Linked DNA regions of Homo sapiens: region 2 is linked to region 1. The links are chromatin loops, found by intact Hi-C in ENCODE. Cell type or tissue: chondrocyte. All regions are shown on one strand. Links, peaks and the distances in the headings refer to the core of each region. The heading gives the core; the rest is flanking DNA. Region 1 holds the start of LINC01108 (long intergenic non-protein coding RNA 1108). Region 2 overlaps LOC101928331 (a long non-coding RNA gene).

What was found. A loop is a pair of places that touch in the nucleus more often than their neighbours do. Peaks named below come from ENCODE experiments on the same cell type or tissue, not always from the same donor. Only the 100,000 strongest peaks of a DNase experiment are listed, where the experiment ranks them.
Region 2: a loop joins it to region 1, with 2.5 times the contacts of the local background. A loop is called at or near these places in 2 of 110 quality-filtered maps.

Annotation. Positions count from the first base shown.
Region 1 is chr6:14,279,059-14,295,575 of GRCh38, forward strand. LINC01108 (long intergenic non-protein coding RNA 1108) reads right to left here and starts at 6,396. Exons shown (of 2, transcript NR_108097.1): 1 at 5,998-6,396; 2 at 1,069-4,130. It overlaps LOC124901266 (a long non-coding RNA gene), which reads left to right and starts at 6,763. Exons shown (of 2, transcript XR_007059465.1): 1 at 6,763-11,010; 2 at 13,029-13,308. In chondrocyte, for the core only: no CTCF peak of the experiment used is centred there; no DNase peak of the experiment used is centred there.
Region 2 is chr6:14,467,228-14,483,744 of GRCh38, forward strand. The region is part of intron 1 of LOC101928331 (a long non-coding RNA gene); the gene reads left to right. Among named protein-coding and RNA genes, the nearest start is that of LINC01108, 190 kb to the left of the region's middle. RefSeq lists enhancers at 5,454-5,954, 5,955-6,455 and a silencer at 7,443-7,667. In chondrocyte, for the core only: no CTCF peak of the experiment used is centred there; no DNase peak of the experiment used is centred there.

The DNA.
Region 1 (16,517 bases), core at 6,086-10,085:
ATTCTAGGCACCTTCCCCACCTCCTGCATGGTTTTGCCTTTGAAGGAGCTTGGGCAGAAGTGCTAAGTCAACAGCCTCTGTTAGTAGATTTAGAAATAAGAAAAGAGGCCAGGTGCAGTAGCACAGGCCTGTAATCAGCACTTTGGGAGGCCAAGACAGGTGGATCACTTGAGGGCAGCAGTTTGAGACCAGGCTGGCCAAAATGGTGAAACCCTGTCTCTACTAAAAATACAAAACAAATTAGCTGGGCGTGGTGGCGCACACCTGTAGTCCCAGCAACTCGGGAGGCTGAGGCACAAGAATTGCTTGAACCTGGGAGACAGAGGTTGCAGTGAGCCAAGATCCCACCACTGCATTCCAGCCGGGGTGACAGAGCGAGACTCCATCTCAAAAAACAAAACAAAACAAAAAACCAAAAAAACCAAAACCAAAAACAAAACAAAACAAAAAAACCCCAAAAAACAAAGAAATAACAAAAGGCCTGTCAATTAGTTGAATTATCTATAAAATATTTCTTTTGCCTTATATGTCTGCAACATTGAAAAGATACAGATGTAACCTATTAACAGATGCAGGTTGCTATAAAATTACGTTTCTTTAAAATTTAAAATGCACACCTCCCTCCCATGTCCCCATCTGTCACGATCAACAGTTCTGATTTAAAACCTACACTTTGAAATTCGACTGCTTCGAATTATGAGAACCACGAATTTAGGTAATTGATTTCTTCTCTCAGATTATTCAGTGTATACCCTGGAAATATGATTAATTAGGCTTGCCTGTATAACAACACATACTGATTTGAGAAAAACTAATGCTGTGTTTAGTAACCTGGACCTTTAGTTTGGTTCTGCAAAGAAATTTCTTCACACTGCTGGGTGTATTATCTTTCCCTCAGTAGAAGCTGAAATTGCATTTGCTAACTAATTGTTGGTTCACTGTTTAATGGCAGGGGAGAGACCTCAGCCGATCAGTGAGCAAGTTAGCTAAGCACCTATAATGTAACAATCACTGTTCCCTACTGTCTTAGTCTGTTTGTGCTGCTATAATGAATGACCACGACCTGGGTGGAGTAGACAACAGACATTTATTTCTCACAGTTCTGGAGGCTGAGAAGCTAGAGATCAGGGTGCCAGCATGGCTGGGTTCTGGGAAGGGATGGCTTCTATTATGTCCTCACTTGGCCTTTCACTGGTGATTGCAGGCAGAGAGGGAGCAAGGGATCTAGTGTCTCATCCTCTTGATAAGGTCACTAATCTCATTATGAGGGCCCCACCCTCATGCCCTCATCTAACCCTAATCACATCCCAAAGGCCCCACCTCCTAATACCAGCACAGTGGGGATTAGGGCTTCCACATATGGATTCTGGGGGCTACAAACATTCAGCCCCATGGCACAGGCCACAGAGAAGCAAGGATAATTGAGGACCACGAGGTCCTCTGGGACTCACGGTTCATAGAGAGACAGATAAAGAAGCAAGTACAGTGTTTGGAAAACAAACAAAAACCTACAAAGAGTTCTAGAGGATTGTAGAGGGAATGACCCTTTTCATAAGCAAAGATCAAGGGGCTGGAAGGATGTGTGACATTTAGGAAACGGTGCCCAGTCTGACTATAATGGTGGTGGCTGCTGCGCCTTCGGCCCCCTTTGCCTATGCCATTGCACAGTTGCTGCTCCGATTATGATTGTCACGCCTGGCCTCACTAACCAGTTGTCTTGGGACATGGTTCTGCCCGGCGAATGCCGCCTCTACAACCTGTGCTTTTTCCAAGGTCTTCTTGAGGAGCCAAAACAAGCTCCCCAGAGACAAGAAAAGAGCATACACTGAGGACCGCCCGCTCTCTCCTGGTGACATATCAGACTGGTGTCTGAGGAGGGTGCACTCTCCTGCCACCTGCAGGACACGGGGCCACCCTTGGGATGTGCCTGGTGCAGGAATGCTGGGGCGAAGGGGACTTCACTGGGCAGAGGGAGCCTTTGGGTATGGGAGGGTCTGGGGTAGAGGTGGTGGACCTCATCGGTCATCACAGACGTGCCCTGGGGATGCTGGCGCCACTCCAGCCGCGTGGTGGGCAGGCATCAGAGATCCATTCTAAAAAGATAAACAAGGCATGGATTTGGGAGTGTGGGAGGCAGGAAGGCCGCGTCCCGAGCCATCAAATGCAACGGCGCCTTGATGTGAAGTAGGGGAGACTGAAGGCAGAAGTGTCCCCTCTGCCTTGCTGAAAACTGGAGCTGCTGGGTGAAGACAGGGTGATTACCCACGTCTGACTTTCCTTTTTATATCTGGGGTGCCAGGGCTTAACGATCCCTCCCCCTACCCCCATTTCTCCAGGAAGCCTTGAAATCCTTTGCCAAGCAGGGCACCAGAGTTCCTGGGGCTCGTCTGCAAATTAGGTCCTCACCAGCATCCTCCTTTCATTGTGGGACCTTCTCATTTCTGCGGCATTTTCCATCACACCAAAACCTAAGACTAAGTACCCTCACCATCCTAATGTACCTAATGATTGTCTACACCTCCTGAAGTTTCCTGTCACCTTCTCTTCAAGTAGCTTTGCCATTAACTGGGTCCCTTTAAGCAGGTTGCTGAATCCCAGTTTTCACTTCTATAGCAAGAAGGACTAGAATCAGATAATTTCTAAGATCCCTACCAGGTAAAGAGGAGAATACCAGCATCCACTCAGACTTTTCCTACACATATTGGCTCCTGTAGAAAGTAAATTGAAAGGAAACGGGAAGGAGAGACGGCACGTATTGAATTTCTCATTAGCCCCACTGCCTGGTTCTCATTAGTGAGCCTTCCGGGTTACAGGCACAAGGGCCAGGACTTATTTTCATGGCTGAATAGCACATGTGAAATGTAGGCGATTTCTAATCCATATTATATGAGCTCCACACTTTGCTATCTTATAAAGTAATGGGCAACGCTCAAGGAAAACCCCATCAGAATGACGGGCTAATCCTTCAGGGGGAAAATATTGCTGTTCTGCATAAGCTTTGGCTCTCTGCTTAATTAATCCCTAAAACTTTCAGGCCTTAATGAGAATAATTAGACTTGACAGTACTGAGCTTAATGCACAACTACAGACAACAAAAACCGTGTTCGGTTTATAAGCTTCCCAGAGCTTGCTGAAAGACAGGCTAATGTTATTTACAGCGGCCCCAGTGAGGGGCCGGACGAAGGTTCGGACTGGAAATGTGCTTGGCTCTCCCTGAGGACAATTTCTCTGAGGAACGGGGTACTATAGCCCCCTTTTGTGGCTTTCCCTCCATAACAAACCGTGGTCTAGACAGGATCTGGCTAGAAATTCCCTTATTACCACCCCGGCCAGACTCCATTTATCATCACCTTGAACGTAATGCTCGCGCAAAACCTCCAGGCCTCTCCCGTTCACATAACGAATCGAGGGAGGCAGAGCTCTTACGGCGCTCCAGCCAGTGTCTGCCTGCTTCTGGAAATACCTCATCTTCCAGAAAAGCATTCATTTGTCAACAGAGGGATAATGCTAAAACCTTAAAGACAAATCGGCCAGAAGGCAGGGATGGGAGAAGCAGGCAGGGTACAGCCCGGGAGAGACGGCAGCTTTGCCTCGGTGCAGTTATTTGATTTGTTAGCCTTGTGCCAGCCTCAGTCTTCTCCAAGAAGAGGTTTAAATCTCTTCTTGAAACGGTTTGAGCGTACACTCCCCAAACAGAGAGTCCAGAAGTATCCCTCCGGCGCTGCAGGGATGACCAAGTTAATTTTGTCTGTAACCGTGAGAGGCTTTTCAATGAGGGGCCAAATAACTGCACAGATTCTGGGTGTTGGGTGAAGCCTGTCCCCAAACTTGGGCGAAGCTGTTGGAGCTGGGCGTGCAGACTCGAGCAGGACAAACCGTCCCACCTGGTGAGATGACATCAGGAGTCCTTAGGAATAGGGATGGATTTCTGCACATTCCATTGGTGCTGATTATCACAGGAGATATGAAAGTGGCGATCAAAGCTACCTTAACCATCCTCGAGATTATAACAAAAGTGATAATGTCCATATGGAGATTCTTCTCAGAAATGAGAAACCGCAGATAAGCAAAATGACTGTCCAGTGCTTCTCAGTTTGGACATAATCTATGAGTTCAGAGTTCTTGCAGATCTAAGGAGATGAAAAGAAAAGGGTGCAACATTGGGATTCAGAAGCCAACATGTTACCTTTTTAAAAACAGAAATCAATACACACACGTGCCTGTGTACACACACACACACACACACAAAGCAATGTGAGGACAGGAACTTTGACCCTGGAAATGGCACCAGGCTAGAGAGCTTTGTTTTTAATTTTCAATCAAGGATTTAAAACAGACTTCAAAGGGCATTTAAGCTGACAGTTTTATTTGCTCCTTGAGGAAGAGGAAAGATGAATAAGCGTAAAGACAGATCATTCGCAAAATAATTGCAGCCCTGACATATCTAAATGAGTTTGTAAAAGAAAATACAGTGGCAATTGATCTTATTAATTAGAGATGTACCACGATGGTAATACCCACTTATCCACAGATTGCCTGCAGCTACAAAAATAAAATAAAATAAAATAAAATAAAATAAAATAAAATAAAATTAACCACTTTCTCCTGGAGAACACAATTTCTTTCCCTCCCTGCCATAGAAAGTCATCTGGGAAAAAAATCCCTGGTGATCTCTTCTCTTCACAGTGGTTAACAGCCCTTAGAGGGCAGTGTGGATGGGTTTCCTTTCTGCCCATGGAGGTTTGGGTTTATACTGGATTGCACAATGCCTTGCATGGTACAGTGGCTTGTCGCAATTGATCGAACATGTAATCTGACAAACAAACAAACAAAAATGGGCTACAAAAAAGAGAGAGCTGCTTTTTAAGCCTGTATGTGTCATTTACCTGTGACGAACAGCAGTAAGCGCGATGGTAGGCCCGACTCTCTCCATTGCTCATTCTGTCTCTGCTCTTTCCATTATCTTATTTCTGTGAACAATTGCTTAGCACTCGAACAGAATAGCCCAGCGATAAAACGCTGAGTGACGATTGGGTGGCAGCCACCTCTGAGTGCGGTCCAGCCCTGTGCCATTGGAGGCGAATCTTCAGGTTGCTGGATTTGAAACTTACACAAACACTCACTGTATTATTGCAGAAGAGAGAGAGAATGGAGAGAGAAAGGAAGAGGAAGAGGACAAGAAGAGGAAAGAGAGGAGGAAAGGAAGAGGTGGGTAAATAATAAATTGTTTAGCACTGGAAGAATCATCTAGTGCTACTCCAGTCATTTCAAGGGTTGTGTGTGTGTGTGTGTGTATGTGTGTGTGTATTTTGGGCACCTGTGGGCAGGGGGGATCAAAGTGGGAGTACAGGCACAACTGTGTTTATAAGGCAAGTGGGAACTAAAACCCAGCCTTTGGTGTCTCACCAAGATGGACACAGTGGCAGGGCCCTGTATCTGCCCCTCAAGGGGGAGGTTTTTACTAATTTGCACTAAGGCCTAGTGGGGCCAGAGGGTGAAGAGTGGTGTGATTTGAAAACAAAGCAGGGCAACAGGTTTGATATTAAAAATGACCCATTTCACCCTTGATCTTCCAACTTGTCTGGAATAGAAAAACTCATGGCCAGCAGACTCCAAGCACATATCGATATTACCCACACAAAGTTAAAAAAAAAAAAAAAGACATGAAGTAGTGAGGTGTAGTGGTGGTGTGCAGCTGTAGTCCCAGCGACTCAGGAGGCTGAGGCAGGAGGATGGCAAGTTTGAGGCTACTGGGAGCTATGATCATCCCACTGTACTCCAACCTGGGCAGCAGAGCAAGATTCTGTCTCAAAAAATAAAAGAAGGACCTGATTCTTTCAAAAGCAAAATACATTTTAATATCACTGTGACTGTGCCTTGACTTTCCTGGAGTAACAAGATTAAATTTATTATGAAATTTCAAATTAACTTTAAAGGAGGACTTGACAGCTTTTGCAGGTTGTAGGGACACCCAAGCCCATCTCACCTTTCTCTTACCTCCTGGAAGCAGCATCTTTGTTGAGGTGTGAAGAGCAAATATGGCTCATTGGTTCTTGGTGTCACCTGCTACAGGGACTCACCAGTTCTGACCTCCAAATTAGCCAGGGTGAACGCAGATGCAGGAGATGCCGTGTGAATGCTGGGGAAGGCCATGGAAAAACACAGGCCTGAGTAGCCGACAGGCCCCAGTCAGGGAAAGAAAAAGAATGCTCCCAACAGATCAAAGCCCACAGTCTCTTAAAATGGAAATGAACATTTAAAAAAGGCCTTTCTCAAGGGAGAAATATGCAGTAAATCAGAGCTTTTGAAAGACAACTGGGGCCTGTGCCGGTTTTTGAATAACTCGTCGTTTAATAAATGTTCTATTTTTGACCCTTTAGGGAAATATACAACTCCATCTGAAACTTATGAGCCAAAATAATTTAACTTTTTTTCCATCTCATTTTTATAAGTTTTGTGATGGAGACAAATGATCTGGAAGCTTTCTTTTTAAGGTTTTATGATGAAGCGAGGTCATTTAACAAGAGAGAAATGGTTTTCTCTGCACACCAGCTTTGACTCGGTGAGTGGCTAGTTAGTCCCAGCATCCGAAGTCTCAGGATCCACAAAGAGGAAGCTGTGCATGGAGTTTTGAGGAATTGTTCTTGGTTTTCTTTGTAAGGGCTTCATGAAAAGCATGTAAACAAGAGAAGAGTAGATCATCTCTTCTAATGTGTGTGTATGTGTGTGCGTGCATGTACATAGAACATTTGAAACTCTACATCGGTGACTGTACCTTGACTATATGAAACTATATGTCATGCATCCTCTGTACTGGTAAAAAGGAAGTACTTAATATATGTTGGAATTAAGTTGTTGGATGTTTTCCACATCTTTTCTAATCCCTAGGATCCTAGGCACACAGTTTGTCCACAATATATTCTCATTGTCTTGTTGTGCTGTTTTATCAAATCTTACCTATCTTCAACTGCCTTTGGACTGACACATACTGGACCTGAGAGATCAGCTTCCTGTCCACCAGAGGCTTGAATTGTTAAAAATGTTACAGGCTCATTTTACCTCTGATGAGTGGGTGCCACAAAATCTCGGGAGCAGATGTCCCTCATTTACTCACATTGCTCCGTCCCATCCCTTTCTGCTGGGTCCTGAGAGCAGCCTTCTCCCTGGCACCCAGCTGGGATTCCCACTAACCCAACTCAGGTTCAAGGGCTGAGGGAATTCAGGATCTGAGGGATGGCTCAAAGACCACATGGAGTTCAGTTTTGCATGTTTTCTTTGAGTGCCAGCCAGCAAAGACCGTGGCCTCACATAATTTTTCTGCCGGGTGTGGAATAGTGCCATAGAAAGATGATTCATGAGAAGAAATTGTCAAGTTTCTGCCTGGAACTGAATGGAAAAAAATTGGTTGAAAAAAATCCCAGACATGCACACAGAAGATACGTAGGACCAAATTTATATCTTTAGCTTTGGGAATCTACATTCATTATTTCTCTCACTTGACTTGAAAATGGGTAAAAATCTGGCCACAGTGCTCTTGTTGGGTTATAAATAAGATTTTTGTTTTTATATTAGCATCTGGCCCATAATAGTCGCTAATATTTACTTTGTGTTGCTCAGTTTATAAGGTGTTTTTTTCCTGTGTATTTAAATTGCATATTAGACCTGAATATAGGTATTTTTCTTTTACAATAAGAAAACTAAATCTTTGTGAGAGCCACATGGACAATACCAGTGTAAGTAATTTAATCCAAGCCCTCTGCATTCTTGCAACCTTTGTTTTAGCCACAAGGTGATTCTATTTGGTGATTGCATTCCAACAGCAATTCTCTGACACCAACTGGGTGTCCTACAATTCAATTCAATACATTTTGACACTAACTATCCCTATTTAACATCAGAACCCACAAGGTAAAGGGCAAGGTCCCTAATAATACTGCCCTTACTCACATACCAGCTACAAACAGGGTCCCCAGGCTACCCTCACTTCAGTCTGACTTGGCAACAAATTTAGGGGTTCCCACAACTCCCTCTGGCTCAAGAATTCAATAGAATGGCTTAGGAAACTCAAGTAAGCACTATACTTACTGTTACCATTTTATTATAAAGGATACAGATGAATAGCAAGAGAAAGAGATACACAGGGCAAGGCCTTGGGGGTAGAGGTGGGGTGCAGAGCTTCCATGGACTCCTTATGGAAGCCTTCCAAGCCTCTGGTGGACAGGAAGCTGATCTCTCAGGTCCAGTATGTGTCAGTCCAAAGGCAGTTGAAGATAGGTAAGATTTGATAAAACAGCACAACAAGACAATGAGAATATATTGTGGACAAACTGTGTGCCTAGGATCCTAGGGATTAGAAAAGATGTGGAAAACATCCAACAACTTAATTCCAGGTATGTTGCCTTCCCAGCACATGGATGCGTTCATAACCCAGGAACTTCTTGGAGCCTCTCTGTTTCAGCGTTTTATTAAGGTTCCATTATGCAGACATGATTTATTTAAATACCGGTCTTGGTGACTGAACCCAACCTCTCTAGTCCTTCTACCTTCCCCAGAGGTTCAGAGTGGGGCTGAAATTCTAACTCTTTAATCATATGGTTGGTTTATCTGGGTCTTGGTGACTGAACCCAACCTCTAGTCCTTCTACCTTCCCCAGAGGTTCAGAGTGGGGCTGAAATTCTAACTCTTTAATCATGTGGTTGGTTTATCTGGGGACCAGCTCCCATCCTAAAACTATCTAAGAGCCCTGTAATAAGTTACCTTATTAGCATAAACTCAGGTATGGTAGAAAGAGGCTTGTTATGAATAACAAGACAGTTCTATCATTCAGCAAAGTCCAAGGGTTATTGAAGCTGTGTGCCAGGAACTGGGGATAATGACCAGTTATTTTCTGTATAATGTCTGTAGTAGGCATTCCAACTAGGGCCAACAACAACACCTTCCCTTTCTGTAGGTGCAAGCTGTCCCCCACCTCAAGAGGTGGGTTTATTTTTCCCTCCCTTGAATGTGACTTGCTTTGACTAACAAAAGTGACATTCTAAAACTTCTGAGCCCAAGCCTTTCAAGAACTGGCAGCTTCTAATTTTTCTCTCTTGGAATGCTCCCTTTTGGGAGTCAGCTGTCATGCTTTTAGGAAATTCAGGTTAGATGTTTGGAAGATGAGGAGCTGTATTGAGAGAGAGCCTGAGGGATGAAAGACCATCTTGGAAGTTCCCCTCTCTGCCAAGCTCCCAGCTGAATGCAGGCAGATCAGTGATGCGAAGTATACCATATGGAGTAGAAGACCATCCTAGCTGACCTAAGTCAACTTGCAGCATTGTGATATGCCATAAATTACAGTTTTAAGCCATTACGTTTAGGCTGGTTTGTTGCACAGCAGCAGATAACTGAAACATGGACCTATTAAGATCCTTCTGAAAGTTTAGTATTTTGGCAACAAAATCTCACAAAATGTCCTTCCCAGACACACCTCAGTTATGTAGGATTCTATTATATGCAGAAGAATGTAAAAGTGAGGCTGAACATAAAAAGCTTAGAGCAACATATCCTGTATTAAAAAATTACAATATTGGATCTGATTAATTTTGATTGTGTTTTCTCCAATGTTTCTTTCACCTGTCTTCCTGTCACTCCTTTCCAGGTACTTTTCTGTGTCCTTCTGATTCACTCACTTGGTGAACCTAGTACAATAACTAACTATAAGTTCATGAAACTCCTTCCTAAACATCTATACAAGGACTTACTTTTCCAACTAGGTTTTGTTTCTCATTAGAGACACCATTTTCATTACCTACATTTTTTTGGAATTCTGTACCCAAAGACCCAACAATGCAGTGGTATTTACAGAAAAAGGAAACTTACATTCTTGTGACAAGTTTAAAAAAAGAACCTGGTTGGCAGGGTGGATCTACTTCACGCTGTCATCCAGGGACCCAGGTTTCTTGTATTACCAGCATAAGAATTAGAGTAGCTGCCATCTGCTAGGTCGATGCTGGGTTCCTATGGTTCCTGAGAGATGGAAACAGTCATGGAGAGCTCATGTGCAATATTTTGTACCAAGGTCTGGAAATGACTCATAGCACTTCTATTTTCTGTTAAGAATCTAGTCACGTGGCCACACCTGGTAATCACCAGCTGAGTAGCCATGTGCCCAGATGCCATTTTACTATTATAGAAGCCACATACTCAGCTTCCACATAATACAAAAGAAGAAAGAATAAGTTTTGGTAAATAATTAGAAATATGTGCCACAGACCATACACACCATGAAATACTATGCAGCCATAAAAAAGGATGAGCTCATGTCCTTTGCAGGGACATGGATGAAGCTGGAAACCATCATTCTCAGTAAACTATCACAAGGACAGAAAACCAAACACCGCATGTTCTCACTCATAGGTGGGAATTGAACAATAAGAACACATGGACATAGGGCGGGGAAGATCACACCCCAGGGCCTGTCATGGGGTGGGGGTCGGGGGAGAAATAGCATTAGGAGAAACACCTAATGTAAATGACCAGTTAATGGGTACAGCAAACCAACATGGCACATGTATACCTATGTAACAAACCTGCACATTGTGCACATGTACCCTAGAACTTAAAGTATAATACAAAAAAAAAATGCCCCAGACATGTCGCAGTTTTTGAAAGCAATTTTTTAAAAAGTGGAAACTGGCATTCAAAAATCTGAACAATGGCAGCGGGATCATTGTAATAATCGCTTTGGCTAACAAGCGTAATACTTTAAAGTAGTAAGAAGGCTAATCCTTTAAAGGGACGAATCTTTTGTTTTATGCATGTATAAAGTCTGAGATGTTTGTTTCAACCGTTCATTAAAGCATTTTTAGTCGTAGCTAATATTTTACCCCTTCGTGACTTCTATCTTCTTCTAGGAGCCAAGCCTAAGAAGGCATCAACTCAACAGCTTCAGGTCCCAAGGAGATGTGGTATAATTGGCACACAGCAGTTCACATTCTGCTTGCTAGCGACTTCAAAACACTCCTCAAATAAGTATGCAGAGCCATTTCCTCCTATTTTTGACTTCTCACAGCCCTATTCCACCCTTGTATTTTCACCAGTGTTAACTTGTGAGGAAAAACTAGCACCTCATCTTCTTATTTTGTGTGGCTTACAAATTGCCACATATTAAATGGACATATTTGATTTAGTAGCATACATTTAAATGTTTAAAATATGAGGAGTGTTCAGGGAATGCCATTTCACTTAGCAGTCAGTGCTAACATCATTTTTTGAAATGCTCCCCATTTCTACGATGTAGCCAAAGCTTTATTTATCATCAGATTTGCATTTTGTGATGTATTCTTGAGCCAGCCAAACTCATCTAAAAGCAAGCTCATTTAATGCAAAGTAGATTTAAATGTGACTGCTTTAAAATGGACCACCCTGTTTAAATGATCCTCCGGATGTAATTAGAAAAAACTCGAGTTCCTAGGATAGGAAAAAAAAGGGTGAACTAAATGATTTCTCTCTCCCTGGGTAATTTTTGACCACGCACCAATAAAACTGCTGATCATGAAATGATTTATTTTAAATGTAACTTTCCCACAAACGGTTTAACAGGAGGTGGTTTAGAAATGGTACACCACATTTGAGCAGACATCGAAAGTGTGTAACAAACCATGATGTTTATAGCCTTCAGCGTCCCAGACTCTTCAGACAAGAGAGAAAGAGAGGGACAAAAAGAGAAAACAGAAAGAAAGACGAAAAGAAACAAAAAACAGTAGAGTTGTGAGACAATCTATACTCCAATTTTGACTTATATTCAGAAGCATCTTGTTATCTCATGGGGGAACTCAGGCTCTGTTATCCTAACTCAATTTCCATACCAGTAGTAGTGAGTGATGGTAATGTTATTTAGGAGCTATTCACATAAAAGCTTACCATCCAAAGAGGATCTGGTAGTATTAGCATGCTTGTCAAAGCTCCCATCCTCTACACAATGAAGAACCTCGAAACAGAGCTGCCTCTTCCCAAGCCCTGATGAGGCCACGCTTGGTGCCAGCCATTAAAAATAAAAGCCCGTTAAACTTTCAGGACATGCTTCCACATTTTTGGGCACCGCCAAGTTTTCAAGATTTGAGCCAGTTCAGTGATAGTATCAGCAGACCAGCATCTCCTAGGCAATGAAAGTAGTTACCATGGAAACCCCAGAGCTGCACCCATCAACAGCTTTACAATTTTGACAGTTCAGAAAGTGACTATTTAGGAATTTCAATTAGAGCAGAAACATACACATTTAGATGAACAAAATGCTTAAAAAGTCTATAGGAAATGATTTAGATACATATAAATATATATTTTAAATCAGAAGGCAGACTCCTAAATATATTCTGCGTGTAGAAGTGAATTTCAGGAATAATGTAAAAAGCACTTGGTAACGAAAAAAGATGTTAAAGTTCTTTTATCCCTTTTCCTTCCTTGGAAAGGAAATAGGCACCAAGAATAAATAAGTTGTGAAAAATGATCAGCGGATTTTTTTAACAGGGTAGTCACAATATGCCATGCTTGTTAAGTCAGAACTTGTGCATATTATTAAGAAATATTTTAGAATTTTATATTTGCCAATTCCTCATATTTGAACAGTTCTGGCAGGGTAGTCTTTCTTACAACTCTGCTGTAAGAGCTATAACTTTTTTTCCTTTTTATAATAAAGGAAACTGAGGTTCCTGAGGATGGATGGGCTCCACACAGTGGATTCCAAATCAGGACCAGACTCAAATCACTTTGAGCCCTGGTTACTCTTTAATTCATTGGCAACAACAGCTGCTCAAATGAAAAGAGCCACATCAACAAATCTTTCAAACAGAAAGTCAGGCCCCGTTAAATAAAATATACACAAAGCCGAAAACTCAGATCTATAATAAAAGAAACAGGTCCTGTTACTAGAGATACACAATGGTAATAGCAATAATATTAATTTGCAATGGTTAATACTAATATTAATACTAATGCCAACTTCACTGCTAAGAATAGCTGTGCTAGTTATCTTGGTTTTTCTCCTCCATCAGATCCAAGCTCTATGCCCCCCCAAAACTGAACCCATGGACTGCTTCATGTGGGCTCACTTGCCCTCTGCTTCTGGCTGATTTGGCAATGGAGACATACAGAGGAGATCAGAAGGTGGGAGGAGAGAAAGGTTGGTGTGTTCATTCCTCCAATCCCCACCTTGCCTCTTGCACAGCTCCAGCCTCAGGCTAGTTCTTGGTCCTTTCACCATGCTTCATTGATTCCTGAAACCTGCTACCACCTGTGTAAATAGTATCAACATTAAATAACTCTTCAGTTAAACTCTTATCTGCACTATGTATGCCCTGCCCAGACCCGATTGTTACAATAATGAATGCTTATACAAATCCTATATAAATGCTATTTTTTTTTTTTTTTGAGACGGAGTCTCTCTGTCGTCCAGGCTAGAGTGCAATGGCCTGATCTCAGCTCACTGCAACCTCCGCCTCCTGGGTTCAAGCGATTCTCCTGCCTCAGCCTCCTGAGTAGCTGGAATTACAGGCACCCACCACCACGCCAGGCTAACTTTTTTGTATCTTTTGTAGAGATGGGGTTTCACCATGTTGGCCAGGGTGGTCTCGAACTCCTGACCTCATGATCCACCCACCGTGGCCTCCCAAAGTGTTGGGATTACAGGCGTGAGCAACCGCATCCGGCCATAAATGCTTACTCTTAACTCTGCCCCTATTCTAAATGCTTTATGTATATTTAACCTTTGCAATAACCCTATGAGGTAGATGCTGTTGCTCCACCCATTTTATAGATTAAAAAATTAAGGCAGGAACTTTGGAAATGCTTTTTGCATGGATTATTTCCTTGATCCTCATGACTCCCCTATGGGTTGAGGGTAGGGAACTGTGATACAAGACAGAAAAGTTAGGAGACAACTCAAGGGTGCTCAGCTATGAAGCCAACCTCTGTGCCTCCTTGCTCTGTGGATGTCCTCTTGCCCCGTTCTGATACTTTCCTCTGGTTTTGTCCAATTAGAGGTGTAGGATTCCATTCCATGCCATTGTTTTAAACTTCAGCTCTGGCTTTCTGTCAGGAGCCCTCACTTGGGGAACAGGAGAAAAAGGATTTGCCTGGGTAGCAGTGCTGCTGCCGATGGCAGAGAGAGGAGATGGGGCTTCCTGGCTTCTTTTGGCTCCTGGGTCCTCTCCTGTGGCTGAGTGAAAGGAATGCTCAATCCTGGTCTTGGGGTTTTCTAGTGCCCTGTGATGTTTTAAAACAAGGCAGTTAGAACCACTTTGGGGCAAGGGGATGGCAGAAAGGGAAGTAGGAGGTACTAATTAAAACCTGTGGAAAGGGTTTTAAAGTTCCCATACCAAGAAAAGTTAACATACCAAGAATATCGTTACTGCTGGTCTACAGCAACCTCTTCTCCTTGCTTGTCCCCACACCCCATGCTGCCTCACCTGCACTTCAGGTGCAAGCTGCCCCTTCGGATAATTTCCTTCTGTTTATTTCCTAAGGTTTTCTTGTTGTTCATTTTGGTTAGATGTTACCTTCTAGGGAAAGTGAAGGGGGCAGAGAATGAGTCTCGTAAGGCATGAAGTGTCCTGGGTCCAGCGCTCCACGTGGGTGGGCCTGGCCATTTTCATTAGTAATAACAGACACGCTGTACAACCATTCAGGATCAGCTACCATCCTGGGCACTGCAACAAGGAACTAACCAAACAAATAAACTAACCAATCCACAGACAAAATTCCTGACCTGGAAGGACCATGAAGGCAAAGAGGCATCTATCTCACTGGGCACTGAGACAAAGAATTCAAACCAAACCAAACCAAACCAGACTAAACCAAACAAAAACCAATGCACACAGACACACAGACACACAGACACACATACACACACACACACACCCTAGCCTGGAAAGATCCTAAAGGTAAAGAGATATCTCATTCACTATTCTTCCCCCAGAGCCTGGCCTGACACCTGTAACACAGAAAGAGTTTAATAGATAGTTGATAAATCAGTGGGTAAATAAATGATTGAATATTCTATTCACACTATAGACAAACATGATAAGTGATAAAGCATCGAAGAGGAAGAACTTGAGACAGGGTTCTACTGCTCACTCCAGGGAGTCTCTGACTGCCTAGGAATGACTGATACTGGTCTAGGACTTGCTTCTGTGTCTGCAGGACTTCCTGGAGCCTGGAAGTGGGGCTTAGCTGGGAGGCTGAAAAGGTGGGAAAAGCTCATTCATAACCCTGTGTGCCTTTCTCCAAATACCTTTGAGCTGCCAACCTGAGTCATAATTCCTCTGCCCTCCTCCAGGATCTAGAGTATGAGGCTAAAAGAGGGAGAGCCCACCCCTAAAGCAAAGGGGTACAGCCTGGTACATGCAGCAGCTTTGGGCTCCAGTCATCAAGCTGTGTCCAAGGTCGATCCACAAGTTATAGCTATGAGGAGAGCCCTCCCCTTCTCTTGATGTTTGTCCAGTGAAGAGGTCACATTTAGCAGCCTTGTGTATGGCTGACATGGCCCTAGATATCTCTCCTTCCTTTCAATGATGGCAACAGAAAGCAAGAGGCTCATTGTCTCTAGGGCCCACTCTTCCTGCTCTTCCCTCTACTTCCCACAGGCACAGGAGCCTCACCCTATGGCCACCACTACAGGCCCACAGGGAGTACTGCCAGGCTTCCACCGATGTTTGCTTAAGGCCCAAGGGCTCTTCAGTCAGATTGCAGTGGATGTTGCCAAACCTGGGACTCACCACTTCAGAGCAGTGGGCTCCCCTGTGGCCCAGCCAGGTCTGGAAATGCCATCCAAGAGCCAAGGCCTGGAGTCGGGGCCCGAAGAGCCCACATGATGCTCTTCCCACCTGTGGCTGAGCTGGTACCTAAAATGCAAGTCAGATACACTGATGACTAGTAGAACACAATATGCTAGCCTTGGTCTTGGCCATGGCTGGTTGATGTATGGGAGGTCTTAGAGCCTCCAGGTGGGCACAGGATTTGAAAGCTTAGGCTGATCTTAAGGGCTGGAATACCATTTCCTGCCCTGGGGACAGATTATGTTGACCCCCAAAATCCTGGCAAGGGGCTGGGATAGGAGCTCAGATGTGCATTATTTTTATCTCTTAAGAAAAACGGAATGACATTTAGAGCTTTCCTATGGTATTAGAGAGATAGTTGAAAAAATACATATTTAGCCAGAAAAAAAGAGTGAAGAAATACAGCACTACTTTTGCAACTGATGCTGGCCACAGACCTCAAAGCTGTTCAGCTCCTGTTATCAGACTCTCCTGTGCAGTCCTCATGTCTGTTCACCAGTGTGTTTTCCAGTGTATCTATTTTCAATTGAGAAGGGAAGAAATGATTAATCATTACTTTCAAGTAATTGTGAGGCTTTTGGACTTAAACAGCTATGACTTTTGGTTAAAAATTACCTTAAGACATTTATTATTTTGAAACAAATTGCTTCCATTATTTAAAAACTGCACATAATTCTTACACTTATCTCTAAAATGTTTACAATTATA
Region 2 (16,517 bases), core at 8,012-12,011, 190 kb after region 1:
CAGCCAGTGGGGGGCCATATCAGTTCCTTCCTCACATTTAAAAACTACTGAGTGAATACATGCACAGTTCCAGGCACAGAGTTAAACATTGAATAGAGGTTACTATGAAAACCAATGTGTAAACTCAGTCCAAAATAAGTATGGTTATAAAACGTCTTTGCTCATTCAATAAATCCTTTTTGAGTGCCTACTTTGTGCCTTTTGTTGTTTATTCCTTATGTGGGCAACTGTCAAAAAGCTGTGAGAAAGGGCTTATGCTATTTAAATAATTTCTTCTCTCTCTTTGTATTCTTCTCCATTTCTCCTTTTGTTCTCCCCCCTTTCTCCTCCTCTTCCTCCTCCTTCATTTCCTTCGGCTTTCTTTTTCCTATATGCATACAGTTTTTGTGTCCGGGAGAAAAAAGGTCTAGAGAGCTAGATTTTTAGAGAGCATTAAAAAAAACTTGCCTGAATTATTGATTCATAGCTTTATAATGCACCCAGTATAGTAAGGACATTTATAGATTTCATGAGCTGTTTAATATCTATTTGTGGAGTACCACCATGTGCAATCATCTTGGACTCATTATGTTTCTTTGGCTGCCCAGTGAGTCATAACGAGCCTCTGAAAAAATGTAGAATAATGGTTTAGAACTAGAGGGAATGAAATAACAGTCAAAGTCAAATATGAAATTATTAGTACATGTAGTCTGTAAGAGCAATCAAGACAAGGAAGGGATAGAGGGCCTATTATTACATGCACATGTGTGCACACACATGTGCATGCACAAACTTTAAAGGGTTTTCAGTAAAGGGGGAGGTAGCTGGGGAGCCCTATGAAGAAGATTCTTAAAAGTGAAGGGTTGCAGCTCTATTTTTCCATTAAGATTCAAGCACGTGGGGGTAGGGAGCTCAAATTATGGGGAGGAAATAGAAAAGCCAATGGAGGCCCTTCTGAGAAGAGGGAGCCCTGTACTGAGAGGATGAAAGAGACTTTATTCTCCAGCAGTTAAAATGAAGAGGAAGAGATCATTTCTAAACAGGGCACAAGAAATGGCTTCATTTCTCCCTATTAACCTCTGTTCCCCTAAAGAAAGCCAGTTGAAGCAAGCAGGACAAAAGAATTCTATGTAAGCCTAGTGAAGAATACCTTCTATGATGGGAGCCATATTTTGAAAAAATATTAATGTAATTTTCTCTTTCAATTGTGCAAGTATAGATCTTTATTTCTAATTGGTTCCAAGGTCATCAGCCCAGAGGTCTGTGGGTGTGTTCTATGGTGTGCAAAGGGAAAAAAAGAGGATATTCAGCATTTGATATTTAAAACAGGATTTCAAGCAAGATAATAGTCTTGAAAGAAGACTTTTTTTTTCTTCCTGAGACCCATCTGAATTGCTTTATCTCCTCCTTTGGCCTATGTACTGAATTCTTATCATTTTATGTTATCTTTGCATCCATTTTGAATATAAATTGGACTTTCTCATACAGAAGCAGGGCTTTATCTTCTTCGACACAGTTTCCAGTTTTCTGCCTCCTCCCAGTTCCTCAAGCTGGTTAATCCAGACATCTGCCCTATACAACTCCTTTCCCCTGGCAACCACCTCCCTAGGGAACAGTTAGACACAGCCTACTTGACTTGCCTCACTGACCCCCACACCCCATGTGGACTGCACAGATGTGCACCAGTGACCACTTCTCAGTCACAGCACAACTCCATGGAATTCGTGTCTGCTTGCTCTGAACTCACCAGTTAGAACTCCCCCAGGGAAACCTGCTTAGATAATGCTCTGGACCCCAATAAAGGCTTTGACCCACAGGTTTTTCTCCCTTCCTTGCTCTCTGCCCACTGAGTGAGCACATATGTCCCTGAAGGTTCCTCTGTTCTGCTGGTCCTGCAAAACGTGCTGCCCTCCTTTCTCTGGGATCTGTAAGTAATAAACTGCTTCTGGTATTTCATGTGTTTTGTGGAGTTGCCTCCTCTGTGTCTCTCCTGACCAACACACGTGAACCTAACTTCTTTCCAAATCATGGTTCTCCTATAGAATGGCTATCTTGGCAGGAGTAAACTGGACACAGTCCAGATAAAAGCCACAAGGGCATCTGATAGTATAAACAAATTTTCTGTGAGAGGGGCACCTGGTCACAGGTTGAACACTTAGGCATGAGGCTGTCCACCAAGATAAAGAAGCACCCCAAGAAAGGCACACTGTAAACATCTACAGGAAAATCCCTGGAGCCCTGTCAAGTCAGCACTAGAGTTTATATTCACTGTCCGGAGAGAGACCTCAAGAACAAATTAGAAATACAACAGCCTATTCAGCACCAACAAGAATCACCCAGATCTACAAGTTTCCCTGCAGGGTAGAAAAGTTATTCTTTTGGAGACAACAGGTAGGCCATGAAGCTTGCTGGTCCATGGGAAGAGGAGATACCACAGAGGAAGACAGGCAAGCCCTACTCTTCCTGTCCCAGGAGATGATGAGAGGAAAAATGAAGAGAGAGTGAAGGGGAGGGGGCTGATTTAGGACTATCCCAAAGGAGTTAATGCAAACACCAAGGAGGCACTGAGACAAAATAGAGGAGCATTGTCAAGGGGATGGATTGGGGTTGGGGAGAAATTTGCCCTTCTGGAAGACTCCATCAGTTGCTATCTGGTAAAGGAAGATTGAATATACAAATGGACAATGACCAGACCATACTTAAAAATAGAACTCTGGCCGGGTGCGGTGGCTTGTGCCTGTAATCCCAACACTTTGGGAGGCTGAGGCAAGTGGATCACCTGAGGTTGGGAGTTTGAGACCAGCCTGACCAGCATGGAGAAACCCTGTTTCTACTGAAAATACAAAATTAGCTAGGCATGGTAGTGCATGCTTGTAATCCCAGCTACTCGGGAGGCTGAGGCAGAAGAATTGTTTGAACCTGGGAAGCAGAAGTTGCAGTGAGCTGAGATCACGCCATTGCACTCCAGCCTGGGCAACAAGAGTGAAACTCCGTCTGAAAAAAAAAAAAAAAATAGAACTCTGACCCACAATCTGCAGGAATCTGCCCACCTTATCTATATAACACCCCCCTTATCTACAATAACCAGCCTAGGAAGCCAGCCTGCCTGAAGTCAGACTTGCAGGAGGCCAGATTGCTGTCTCTAGTAACAATCAATGAAGCTGAATAGTAACTTCTGTAATAATCTGCAAAAAATGACCAGAACTTTATGAATAATGGACAGCTTCCCTAATTTTTGTCCATGCTTCCAACGTAGGGCCAACCAGAGAAAGGCAAATATTCACCCCTAAGTAATCACTTAGGATGCCCCCGCTCCTAGTGAGCCAGCCACCTCCAGCTTCCCATGCCAACAGCCTCCAATCAGCATACACCTGGAGCCTTCCCTTCATGCCACTCTAAGGCTCCTCCACTCCTCTGCCCGCCTTTGCATTGCTGCCAAAAGTGACAGTGGCAGACTCCCTTGCTATAGAAAGCTCTGAATAAATAGCCTTTGCTTTTCTCATTTGGTTGGTCTTCGTTTATTTCTACAGTAGAGAAGCTTAGAATAGAGTCAGTTGGTCTAACATGAGGGCCTCTATGGCAGGAAATAGATTGTCTAGGCTGGAGAATTGAATGAGGAATCAGAGTGTGTTACAAATGGCTATTGCTGAGGGAAGATAAAGTCACCCAGAGAGAGCTGTCAGGCCTGACCAAGTGAGAGGAACCAGAACAAGTATTATCCTGGCTGTGAGCTTGAGCTATGAACTCCAGTGGGGTAAGTGGCAAGCGAGAGACTCCAGGAACCAGACCCTGGACCTTGACCTGTCTATTCTTCCTTCTGTAAGAAGACACGTAAGTCACATCCCTTCCCCTATATACCAAGAAACTATCTGGGAGAGGAGCTGCAGAGAAAAGTAGAAGTGTGAAAAATTGGAGTGATTGGGCATTTTTACTTAAAGATGTGGGGTATCCATTAAAGGGGCTGTTTAAATGACTGCATCATCAGCTTTGCTGTTACTTCCCCACTAACCAGCTCACCCATAAAAGCATATCAGTTATGGGAAAAATATTAAAACCATATTTTCTCTGCATGTTGAAGTTGTAGTTAAGCAAATTTTGTAATTCCATAAGAACTGAAACTAATGTATTTTCTTGTTCCTTAGCTAAACAACTCTGGGATAAAGAATAGGCTTTTAGTTGAACAATGCTGAGATCAGGCAAAAACAACTCAGCTACTTGCTCCAGTGGATACCCGCTCCTGGAAAATAAGACTGTGGAGCTACTGAAACAGCTGACTTATCAGGACTAACGGGTCACTCATCAAAGCTCACTTTCATATTCTCACCTTGTGGTGCCTACCAGTCCAAAGCTATTGTGCCATAAATTCTGCCCAATCCCAACCAGTTCCCTGCCTTTGAAGACCCACCTAAGAATCACCCAGCCTAGGCCCTAAAACCCTAAATAATCCTCCCCTGACTTCTCTCTTCTGAGATGCTACTGGATTCTGTATCTAGATCAAGCTGATGTTCTCTCTTATTGCAATAAGTCTATTAAAAACCCAGCTTTGCTTAACCAACACTTTTTCTTTTCTGGTGGTCTTTTTGGACACTCCATAGCCAGTGCCATTATGCTTTAAATTGCATAGTCTGGCTATGGAATACTAGGGGAAAACAGCCACAGGCAACAAGTTAAGCTCATAGCTACAGGAAACAGATGAATTCTTTCTGAGCAAAAGTAACTACAACCCAGAAGACCAAACGTTAGAAGTGTACATCCAGGAGAAGCTATAAACACCTATCCTAGTAACAAAGACATAAGACATGTAGTTTCTATACACGGAGTAGACCAATCACACCACTTTTATTTTCAGTGATTTCCTGTACACACAAAGAGCATCAATTAAATTTAAGAAGAAAACAGTATACAAAAGAACATATAAAATATCTACATAAATGTATGCACAGATATGATGCATAGTTGGGACCATGCAAGTCCAGGGGTTCTTTTTCCATACCTTGTATTAAATTCACCCAGTATTTAGGGAAGATGACATGGTTTGACTGTGTCCCCACCCAAATCTCATCTTGAATTACAGCTCCCATAACCCCCAAGTGTCATGGGGGGACCTCTTGGGAGGTAATTGAATAATGGGAGTGGGTTTTCCCATGCTGTTCTCATGATAGTGAATAAGTCTCATGAAATCTGATGGTTTTATAAAGAGCAGTTCCTCCACACACACTCTCTTGCCTGCCACCATGTAAGACGTGCCTTTGCTCCTCTTTCACCTTCCACTATGATTGTGAGGCATCCCCAGCCATGTAGAACTCTGAGTCCATTAAACCTCATTTTCTTTATAAATTACCCAATCTTGGGTATTTCTTCATAGCAGTATGAAAATGGACTAACACAGAAGAAAAGGAAGGAGGAAGAGAAGGAGAAGAAGGCCCTGATTTTCCTAAGGCTCCTGTAGACCAGATTACTTCACGCTCTCCTTTTCAGAGCTCTCACATAGAAAAGCTAAAAGGACAGGCCCATGGATATGGAAAAAGCTGGACAAGCACGTACATCCAGTGATGCCTGCTTAATATGTTCACTTTGCACACCCTCTTAGCCCAGTCCCTTCCCATGGCCCCCAGGCTCATGCTTCATGTTGTCCACATAAGCATTTCTATTGTGTCTTGACACCAAGCATCAATTCCTCAGTTACCACAATTTGCAATTCTCATCCATGTCATCCTCAACACATAATGCTTTATTCCCTCTCCTTGGCTGTCAGTGAGAACTTGGAGGGCACTTGCTTCTATAGTTAACTCTCAGATGAGGGTTGGCTGAATCTTGGAAGCGGCTAGAACATTTGCTCAGTGCCGCCTCAGATGAGTTGTCATCTCCCTGCTCTGCTGTCAGTTCTGATTGCACCGCCCTGGTTTCTTGGGCTGCCGCTGCCTCATGTCAGGCCCTCTGAAAGACCTCGTCCTGCAGCTGGTATCTCTTGCTTTCTCTGGACACGGTGTCTGCCCACCCGGGAGGCCCAGAGAAACTAAACCCTCCAGCGTGACTCAGCAGAAAAGAACTGGGTTGCTGTTGCTGGCCGACACCATCCTGTTTCTATTTTTCTCCTCATACAGCTGTGACTAGCCCAGAAAGTCACTTTCTGTCCCCAAACATCTGTTCTCCAAACATCTCTTTGCCTGTCAGTCCTCCCACCCTATAGATTTTCATATTTCATCACCGTAGTACCATCTTGTTACAGCAAAACTGGTTGAAAGGAGTAAGATTATATAAGATGGGGGACAAAAAGATTTCTCATAGGAAAACAAATATGTAACTTTAAGTGCTTAAAAGTTAAAAACAAAAACAAAAACAAAAAACTTTTCTTTAGAGATGGGGTCTTGCTCTGTTGCCCAGGCTGGTTTTGAACTCCTGGGCTCAAATGATTCTCCCAAGTAACTGCGACTATAGGAATGAGCCACCACATCTGGCTCTAAGAAAGTTTTTTTGTTTGTTTGTTTTTTAAAGAAAATATTGCACTTATTTTGTGTAACTTCGTAGCACTGAAACAGTTGGTGGAAATTATAGAAATGCAACTCTTCACTATAACAAGGACGCTCTGGTGATAGCTCTCGGTTATAGCAGCTAGACGTATTAAGTGAACAAACCTACCTGTAAAGTTCCTAGACTTCAGTGCAGAATATTTCTGTGTGTTCTCTTTGTGAAAGTCTGTTGAGCTTATGAACTACTTTTTTGTATGTATGTTATTTTTCAGTAAAAAGTGCAAAAAATGAGAAGAACCATCCCGTCATGCATATGTGTTCTATTGGTGGGGATTTTGAAGCAGAGACCAAATGACTTTTTTTTTTTTTTGAGATGGAGTCTCACTCTGTCACCCAGGCTGGAGTGCAGTGGTGCGATCTTGGCTCACTGCAACCTTCACCTCCCGGATTCAAGCCATTCTCCTGCCTCAGCCTCCTGAGTAGCTGGAATTATAGGCACCCACCACCATGCCTGGCTAATTTTTGTATTTTTAGTAGAGATGGGGCTTCACCATGTTGGCCAGGCTGGTCTTGAACTCCTGACCTTGTGATCCACCTGCCTCAGCCTCCCAAAGTGCTGGGATTACAGGTGTGAGCCACCGCACCAAGCCCAAATGACATCTTATTTGGACAATCATAAGAGAGTCATACCCAGGACAGAAAGCTGGATAGCACCTCAGTTTCTTTAGACTTCATGATTCTGTTTTCTGTTTCTTCCTGAGATGGAGAATTAGCACAACATACAGGCTTCTGCTGCCAAAATCAACCCTTGAGAAACCATAGAAGCAAGAGGGAAAGATGAACTCCAGGAACTGACAACACTTGCAACAACACAAAACCTTGAGAGATCTCTGGAGTGACAGCAGCTTGTCTCATCTGGCATGAGGTGGGGGACGTAGTGGCTGCAGTGGGGGGCTGAGGGAAGAGGCCCAAAGCCGCCTTTGGAGAGGAGGTTGGAAGTAAGCTTTACAAATTCTGCTCTGGTGTCCCCACATCTGCTCCACCCAGGAGTTGCCTGAGGACCAGCCTTGACTGCCCCAGCACAGAAATGGCTACAGTGGCTCAGTGCTGGTGTCCTATTGTCTGAGGGTGTGGGGGTGAGGCAGCACTTATATCTGGCAGAAGAAAACCTGATGGAAGGGGGAGTTGATGAAAATAGAGGGTGCCTGAGCAGCTGCACTCAGGATCTCCCTAACCTTCACTCTTAGCCCCCAGGCTGGTGGGTGGCCACCTTGGAGACGGCCTCCTACATGTGCTGAATCATTCTAAGGGTTTCAAGTTAAACCTCCCCACAGAGGTTTCTGGTGAGTGATGGACAGTGTCTTGGGTGGTGGGGCTCCCACCCTGCCCTGGGGCTTATGCCCTGCCACTCCTGTGGCCCTCTGGAATGTGCAGCACTGGAACCCCTCAGTGGTATTCCGGGGGACTGCAAGTTCACCTGGGCACAACCATGTTCCTGCTGAGTACTCCTGCTGAAAAGGGCCACAAACTGTGCAGAAGTGTTGCAAGAGTTGGGATTCAAATGGATTCTGGTTAATATGAGTGAAGAAATAAGGGAAGGTAATATCAATATAAAATACAGGGAAGAAATTGTAAGAATAAAGAACTGGAAGCACTAGTTCTGAAAATAATGTGAATTCAACTATGCTGCTCTCCCCTGTGCTCTGTGAACATTGCTCATTTACATACTCACTAGAATAAGACAGGTGCTATTATTAAGCCCATTTTGCAGATGAGGGAAGTAAGGCACAGAAACGTTAAGTAACTTGTCTGCAATTATAGGCAGAGCTGGGATTTGAACACAAGTAATCTATCTCTGTGTCCAGCCCTTAGCCATTCCACCGGGTCTCACACTTGATTAAGGATCTCAATGGCAGGCATGGTGGTGCACACCTGTAATCCCAGCTACCTAGGGGTCTCAGACAGAATGATCCCTTGAGCCCAAGAGTTTGAGTCTAGCCTGGGCAACACAGCAAGACCCTGACTCTAAAACAAAACAAAACAAAACACAGCAATGAATGGGGAAAATGGTAGAGTGAGTATAGCTAAAGGAACTTATGGGTTGCAATATTAGACTAAGGAGCTTTTCTAGAAAGCATGAGGAATGTATGAAGTAACAGAAAACGAAAAGAAAAGGTAAGAAATATGGAGAATAAAGTAGAAGTGCCAATATTCAGATTATCAGACCTAGAAAGAGAGAAGGATTAGAAAATAGGAGGCTCTATGATTCTAAACCAAATTGCTCAAGGAATGTTTTTACCTCACTCCTGAACTGACAACAGGGGTGGGTTTCAGCACCTTCAATATCTATCTTTCCCATTCCTGCCAGTGGTGAGGAATTTGTCAACGAAATCAGGAAATCTGAATTCACCATCCCTGCTGGCTTTCCCTGAAGGAGGCCATTCTGTCCAGGTGAATAGCCAGTTACAGCATTTGGGGGTTTTTGCAGACAGAGTAACAGGGTGTAGAAATCAGAGGCACATAAAGGTTTGGGGAACGGGGCGGCAAACTGGTCTCCAGGATATTGTTAGCTATATGGAAACATGGACAGAACCAATGGGAAAGGGTGTTCTTTTAGATCTTTCAGTCAGAAAACTACAGCCAATGAGCCAGATCCAGTAGCCGCCTGTGTTTGTAAACCATCTTTTATTGGAACACAAGACACGCCCGTTCGTTTATTTATTGTCTGTGGTTGTTTTTGCCCTACGATGGCAGAGTCAAGTAGACAGAGACTGGATGGCCCACAAAGAGTACAAATTATTTACTATCTGGCCCTTTACAGAAAACGTTTGCTGACCTCAGACCTGGATTCATGCTTCTGGGTTAAAATCTGTCAGGGCATCCTGCTTGTCCCCTCATGCCTCCCTCCCTCCCACCGTGTCCACAAGGGACTCTTCCTCTACCCTAGCCCCCAACACTGGGCTCAGTCACTGGAATTCATCACTCATGGGTGGGCTCCCGGTGGGATGGTTAGCTCCTCTGCTTGCACCTGAGTAATTAGAAGGGTCGTTTCATATTCTTCTGTGTTCTCGGAGGTGCTGCCCACTTGTGCATTTGGGCAGGGAGGGCTCTGCTCCCTCAGTGGTGGTTGGAGTGAAGGAAGGATGAACCATAGACCAGAGGGTAGTTCCTTCGGCCGCAGGCAGCACTCACAGCTCACTTAATTTGCACAAAGCATACAGAGAGAACCTGACCTCTTGCTCAAGAAAGAAAGAAAGAAAATACAGCTGGAGCTGGGACTGGGAGGGAGAGAAAGGGCTCTCTTCTGGACAGGCAGCTGCTTGTGTTGCGTTGGAGTCCTCTGTCTGTACCTCCATCTGCCCTGGTGAGATAACATTTCACGATGAGAGCTGAGGAGGTGGCTCCCTCCCGCAGAGGTGCATGACTTGGCTGGAGTGTTTTGCTTCGCTGGCACACGTCTTCTCTTTTCAAGTTAGCTGAGCTCACACATCCCCCTTGCTTGTTTGCAAAGTCCATATGGGAGATGAAGGCGAGACAGTTTGACTAAGGGCAGAAGGAGGGAGTGAAGAGGAGGAAATGTGGGAGCGGGGATGCCTGGCCAGACCGAGCCTTCCTCAAATTAGGTCACTGTTTATATAAAAAGTTAAAATTAAACCGAGGACTATTTTCCAAGGTTTCTGACACTGGACATGGCTCTGTGCAGCATCCCTGGAATGCAGTGCAATAAACATCACAGAGCACATGACGTCACACTGAGGGAGAAGCCAGGGAATGTCACTAGCAATGAATCCCAGGCTCTACACAATTATGCTGGAGACAGACAACATCCTTGTTCTCTCTGACTCTTTCCTCTGAGTTTTCCTGCTGGCTTTTTCTGTTCTTCTAATTCTCACGTTTTTATCCACGAGGCAACCATGTCCCCTGAGAGTTACCACACACAGGGCTCTATGTTTCTGTTTGGCCAATAGCATAAAGCTCTTCAACAAAGCTTTGACCTTCCTTCTCCTTCCGACAAATTGTTACGGCCTTACCTTCTCACAGTGATTCCTCAACATGAAACAGCAAGGTAGGTTTCATTATCACCAATCTGCAGATGGAAAAAGCAGGCTCAGCGAGGTTCAAGGACTTCCTTAAAATCACAGAGCAAGACAGCGGCTGAGAGGCACTCAAAGCAAGGTGGTCTATGAGCTTCCCAGTATACCACACCACCCTTCTGACTGCCCTTGTCCTGGCACACCTCCGTAGGTTTGCCATGTTTAAGTGGCAATTAGAAGGGATGTTCCCTGAGGGAAGGGACTCCGGCATATGCCTTAATGCACCTGTGGTGTCCAGCACAGTGCTTGCTACATCATAGACATTCAAAAGTCCGTGTTCAGTGAAGATCCTTATATATGCCCGTTAGCCATGTGTTTGACTTTTTCTCTTGTAGTCTGGAAGGTCTTTGGAGGCCTGGGTTATGATTTTTCCTTAATATGGGGCCAAGTCAATAACCTCAACCTCTGCCTCCAAGAGATTTAAATGGAAATGAAACATTGAGTATAAGATGAACCCACCCGATCCACCAAGCAGTATTCTTTATATGGCTTCCCTAGTGTCAAAATACATCGCTTCAGGCCTGGCCATTGTTGACTCCATTGTTGACATCCTGTCTCCTTCTGGTAGTCAGATTCCTCTTCCATGTTTGAATTCTGTATCTATGTTTTTAAATAAGCCAGGAAACACTCACCCCGCCAGCTCCAAATTAGTTCTTCTTTTCATGCCTTTTCTGTTTCCTGGCTCCATGCCACAGTCTCCCTCCATTAGAATTAAGAAATAGCGCTCAGAGAGTCATATGTCTTCACCTAGTTAGCACCTTTCCTTCGGGACAGCTTCTCTGAGGGTGGCTCCCACATATGCCAGGCTTTTCTCCTAGCAATTCCTAGGTTGTCAGTGTCAGGGGCAGGGAGGAGCATGTGTGAGGATGGGTGTGGGTAGGGGAGGAGAGGGGAAGGTGCAGAACACTGTTACACGAGGCACTCTGTCGTGGTGATTGAAGGAAGCAGTTTCTTGGCCATGTGTCCAGGATGTGCTTTAAGGGAGCCAAGACAGATCATTCATATCTTATGAAGAGTTGTATTTGGAATCTTTAAATAAATAGGAAATGCTTGTCTCTCCTTATCTAACTCTCCATTTGTCTTTTTTAAATCCTAAGTTTCATAAAGATACCTGGAATTAAATCATCCCAAGTTAGGTTTCCATAAAAGTCCTTAGCCAGCAAAATCTTTCTCTCTGGGGCCACCTTTTTCTGGGAAGTTCCCTCAGCTCTGCCCGTCCTCCTACCCTCCGCTGTACTCCCCACAGCCGTCCTTCACAACACTTAGCACACTGTGCTGGGGTGAGATGAGCTCCCTCGTCTCTCTCCCTTTCCCTGTCTTCTCTATTCACACGGAGCCTGGCTCATAACAGAAGGCCAACAAAAGACTGTTGAAGGAATTAATAAATGAGTAAAATTTTCTTGACATTTAGTTTGAATTTTTATTCTCAGATTTCAACATAAGACTATCCTACATGTATCACAAAAGCAGAAATTCCCTGAGGGGAATCTCATATGTGATTATTGAATTATTTTCTAGATTTTAATTTATTCTGCTTTTGCATTCTTTTTTTCAGCTGTCTATTACTTGGTAACAATCTCCTCCCATTATTTAAGAGTTGGTGGTTGGCAGGGCTCAGGTGGCAGTTCTTCAGCATGAAAGTGCAATAGCTCAGGTCACTCATCAGGTGCATTCACCTGGAAGTTCACTGAGACTTACACATCCTTGACGGTCTCTTATTCTGTGGGGGTCTTTCTCTATGTGGTTGCTCATCATTCAGTGATCTAGCCCGAACTTCTTCATAGAATGGCAGGTGGCTTCCAAGAGGAAGCATTTCAAGAGGACAAGCCCCGATGTGCAAGTGCTTATCCAGCTTCTGTTCGGTCACATTTGCTGCTGTTCCACTGGCCAAAGCAAGCCCCATGGCCAAGTCCTCTACCAATGCAGAAGGGACCGTGCGAGGGCATGTCATAGTCTACCACTGTTACAGAACCCAGCTGGGTCTGTTTGACCATGCAGGGCAGAAACCCAAACACTGAAGTGTTGAATTTTTTAGAAAGAAAGTGTTATTGCAGGGCAGCCAAACAAGAAGATAGGAGATGGGTTCAAATCTATCTGCTCATCTCAGCTCACAAGTAGTATATTTAAGGTCAGCAATTTTAGGAGGAGGATTTGGGGGCTGGTTAAGGACTTGTAGAAAGGAAAGGGAAGTTAGGAAATTCTCATTCAAGAAATAAACAAGTGAATAGGAACAGCTCCGGTCTACAGCTCCCAGCGTGAGCGACGCAGAAGACGGATGATTTCTGCATTTCCTTCTGAGGTACTGGGTTCATCTCACTAGGGAGTGCCAGACAGTGGGCGCAGGTCAGTGGGTGCAGCGCACCGTGCTCGAGCCGAAGCAGGGCGAGGCATTGCCTCACTCGGGAAGCGCAAGGGGTCAGGGAATTCCCTATCCTAGTCAAAGAAAGGGGCGACAAACGGCACCTGGAAAATCGGGTCACTCCCACCCGAATACTGCGCTTTTCCGACAGGCTTAAAAAACTGCGCACCAGGAGATTATATCCCACACCTGGCTTGGAGGGTCCTATGCCCACGGAGTCTCGCTGATTGCTAGCACAGCAGTCTGAGATCAAACTGCAAGGTGGCAGCCAGGCTGGGGGAGGGGCGCCCGCCATTGCCCAGGCTTGCTTAGGTAAACAAAGCAGCCGGGAAGCTGGAACTGGGTGGAGCCCACCACAGCTCAAGGAGGCCTGCCTGCCTCTGTAGGCTCCACCTCTGGGGGCAGGGCACAGACAAAAAGAGAGCAGTAACCTCTGCAGACTTAAATGTCCCTGTCTGACAGCTTTGAAGAGAGCAGTGGTTCTCCCAGCATGCAGCTGGAGATCTGAGAATGGGCAGACTGCCTCCTCAAGTGGGTCCCTGACCCCTGACCTCTGAGCAGCCTAACTGGGAGGCACCCCCCAGGAGGGGCAGACTGACACTTCACACAGCCGGGTACTCCTCTGAGACAAAACTTCCAGAATAACGATCAGACAGCAGCATTTGCGGTTCACAAAAAAACCGCTGTTCTGCAAACACCGCTGCTGATACCCAGGCAAACAGGGTCTGGAGTGGACCTCTAGCAAACTCCAACAGACCTGCAGCTGAGGGTCCTGTCTGTTATAAGGAAAACTAACAAACAGAAAGGACATCCACACCAAAAACCCATCTGTACATCACCAACATCAAAGACCAAAAGTAGATAAAACCACAAAGATGGGGGAAAAACAGAGCAGAAAAACTGGAAACTCTAAAAAGCAGAGCACCTCTCCTCCTCCAAAGGAACGCAGTTCCTCACCAGCAATGGAACAAAGCTGGATGGAGAATGACTTTGACGAATTGAGAGAAGAAGGTTTCAGACGATCAAACTACGAGCTACAGGAGGAAATTCAAACCAAAGGCAAGGAAGTTAAAAACTTTGAAAAAAATTTAGACGAATGTATAACTAGAATAACCAATACAGAGAAGTGCTTAAAGGAGCTGATGGAGCTGAAGGCCAAGGCTCGAGAACTACGTGAAGAATGCAGAAGCCTCAGGAGCTGATGTGATCAACTGGAAGAAAGGGTGTCAGCGATGGAAGATGAAATGAATGAAATGAAGCGAGAAGGGAAGTTTAGAGAAAAAAGAATAAAAAGAAACGAACAAAGCCTCCAAGAAATATGGGACTATGTGAAAAGACCAAATCTACGTCTGATTGGTGTACCTGAAAGTGATGGGGATAATGGAACCAAGTTGGAAAACACTCTGCAGGATATTATCCAGGAGAACTTCCCCAATCTAGCAAGGCAGGCCAACATTCAGATTCAGGAAATACAGAGAACGCCACAAAGATACTCCTCGAGAAGTCCTCGAGAAGAGCAACTCCAAGACACATAATTGTCAGATTCACCAAAGTTGAAATGAAGGAAAAAATGTTAAGGGCAGCCAGAGAGAAAGGTCGGGTTACCCACAAAGGGAAGCCCATCAGACTAACAGCGGATCTCTCAGCAGAAACTCTACAAGCCAGAAGAGAGTGGGGGCCAATATTCAACATTCTTAAAGAAAATAATTTTCAACCCAGAATTTCATATCCAGCTAAGCTAAGCTTCATAAGTGAAGGAGAAATAAAATACTTTACAGACAAGCAAATGCTGAGAGATTTTGTCACCACCAGGCCTGCCCTAAAAGAGCTCCTGAAGGAAGCACTAAACATGGAAAGGAACAACCAGTACCAGCCGCTGCAAAATCATGCCAAAATGTAAAGACCATCAAGACTAGGAAGAAACTGCATCAACTAATGAGCAAAATAACCAGCTAACATCATAATGACAGGATCAAATTCACACATAACAATATTAACTTTAAATGTAAATGGACTAAACACTCCAATTAAAAGACACAGACTGGCAAATTGGATAAAGAGTCAAGATCCATCAGTGTGCTATATTCAGGAAACCCATCTCACATGCAGAGACACACATAGGCTCAAAATAAAAGGATGGAGGAAGATCTACCAAGCAAATGGAAAACAAAAAAAGGCAGGGGTTGCAATCCTAGTCTCTGATAAAACAGACTTTAAACCAACAAAGATCAAAAGAGACAAAGAAGGCCATTACATAATGGTAAAGGGATCAATTCAACAAGAAGAGCTAACTATCCTAAATATATATGCACCCAATACAGGAGCACCCAGATTCATAAAGCAAGTCCTGAGTGACCTACAAAGAGACTTAGACTCCCACACATTAATAATGGGAGACTTTAACACCCCACTGTCAACATTAGACAGATCAACGAGACAGAAAGTTAACAAGGATACCCAGGAATTGAACTCAGCTCTGCACCAAGCGGACCTAATAGACATCTACAGAACTCTCCACCCCAAATCAACAGAATATACATTTTTTTCAGCACCACACCACACCTATTCCAAAATTGACCACATAGTCGGAAGTAAAGCTCTCCTCAGCAAATGTAAAAGAACAGAAATTATGACAAACTATTTCTCAGACCACAGTGCAATCAAACTAGAACTCAGGATTAAGAAACTCACTCAAAACTGCTCAACTACATGGGAACTGAACAACCTGCTCCTGAATGACTACTGGGTACATAACAAAATGAAGGCAGAAATAAAGATGTTCTTTGAAACCAACGAGAACAAAGACACAACATACCAGAATCTCTGGGACGCATTCAAAGCAGTGTGTAGGGGGAAATTTATAGCACTAAATGCCCACAAGAGAAAGCAGGAAAGATCCAAAATTGACACCCTAACATCACAACTAAAAGAACTAGAAAAGCAAGAGCAAACACATTCAAAAGCTACCAGAAGGCAAGAAATAACTAAAATCAGAGCAGAACTGAAGGAAATAGAGACACAAAAAACCCTTCAAAAAATTAATGAATCCAGGAGCTGGTTCTTTGAAAGGATCAACAAAATTGATAGACCGCTAGCAAGACTAATAAAGAAAAAAAGAGAGCAGAATCAAATAGATGCAATAAAAAATGATAAAGGGGATATCACCACTGATCCCACAGAAATACAAACTACCATCAGAGATTACTACAAACACCTCTACGCAAAGAAACTAGAAAATCTAGAAGAAATGGATAAATTCCTCGACACATACACTCTTCCAAGACTAAACCAGGAAGAAGTTGAATCTCTGAATAAACCAATAACAGGAGCTGAAATTGTGGCAATAATCAATAGCTTACCAACCAAAAAGAGTCCAGGACCAGATGGATTCACAGCCGAATTCTACCAGAGGTACAAGGAGGAACTGGTACCATTCCTTCTGAAACTATTCTAATCAGTAGAAAAAGAGGGAATCCTCCCTAACTCATTTTATGAGGCCAGCATCATCCTGATACCAAAGCCAGGCAGAGACACAACCAAAAAAGAGAATTTTAGACCAATATCCTTGATGAACATTGATGCAAAAATCCTCAATAAAATACTGGCAAACCAAAT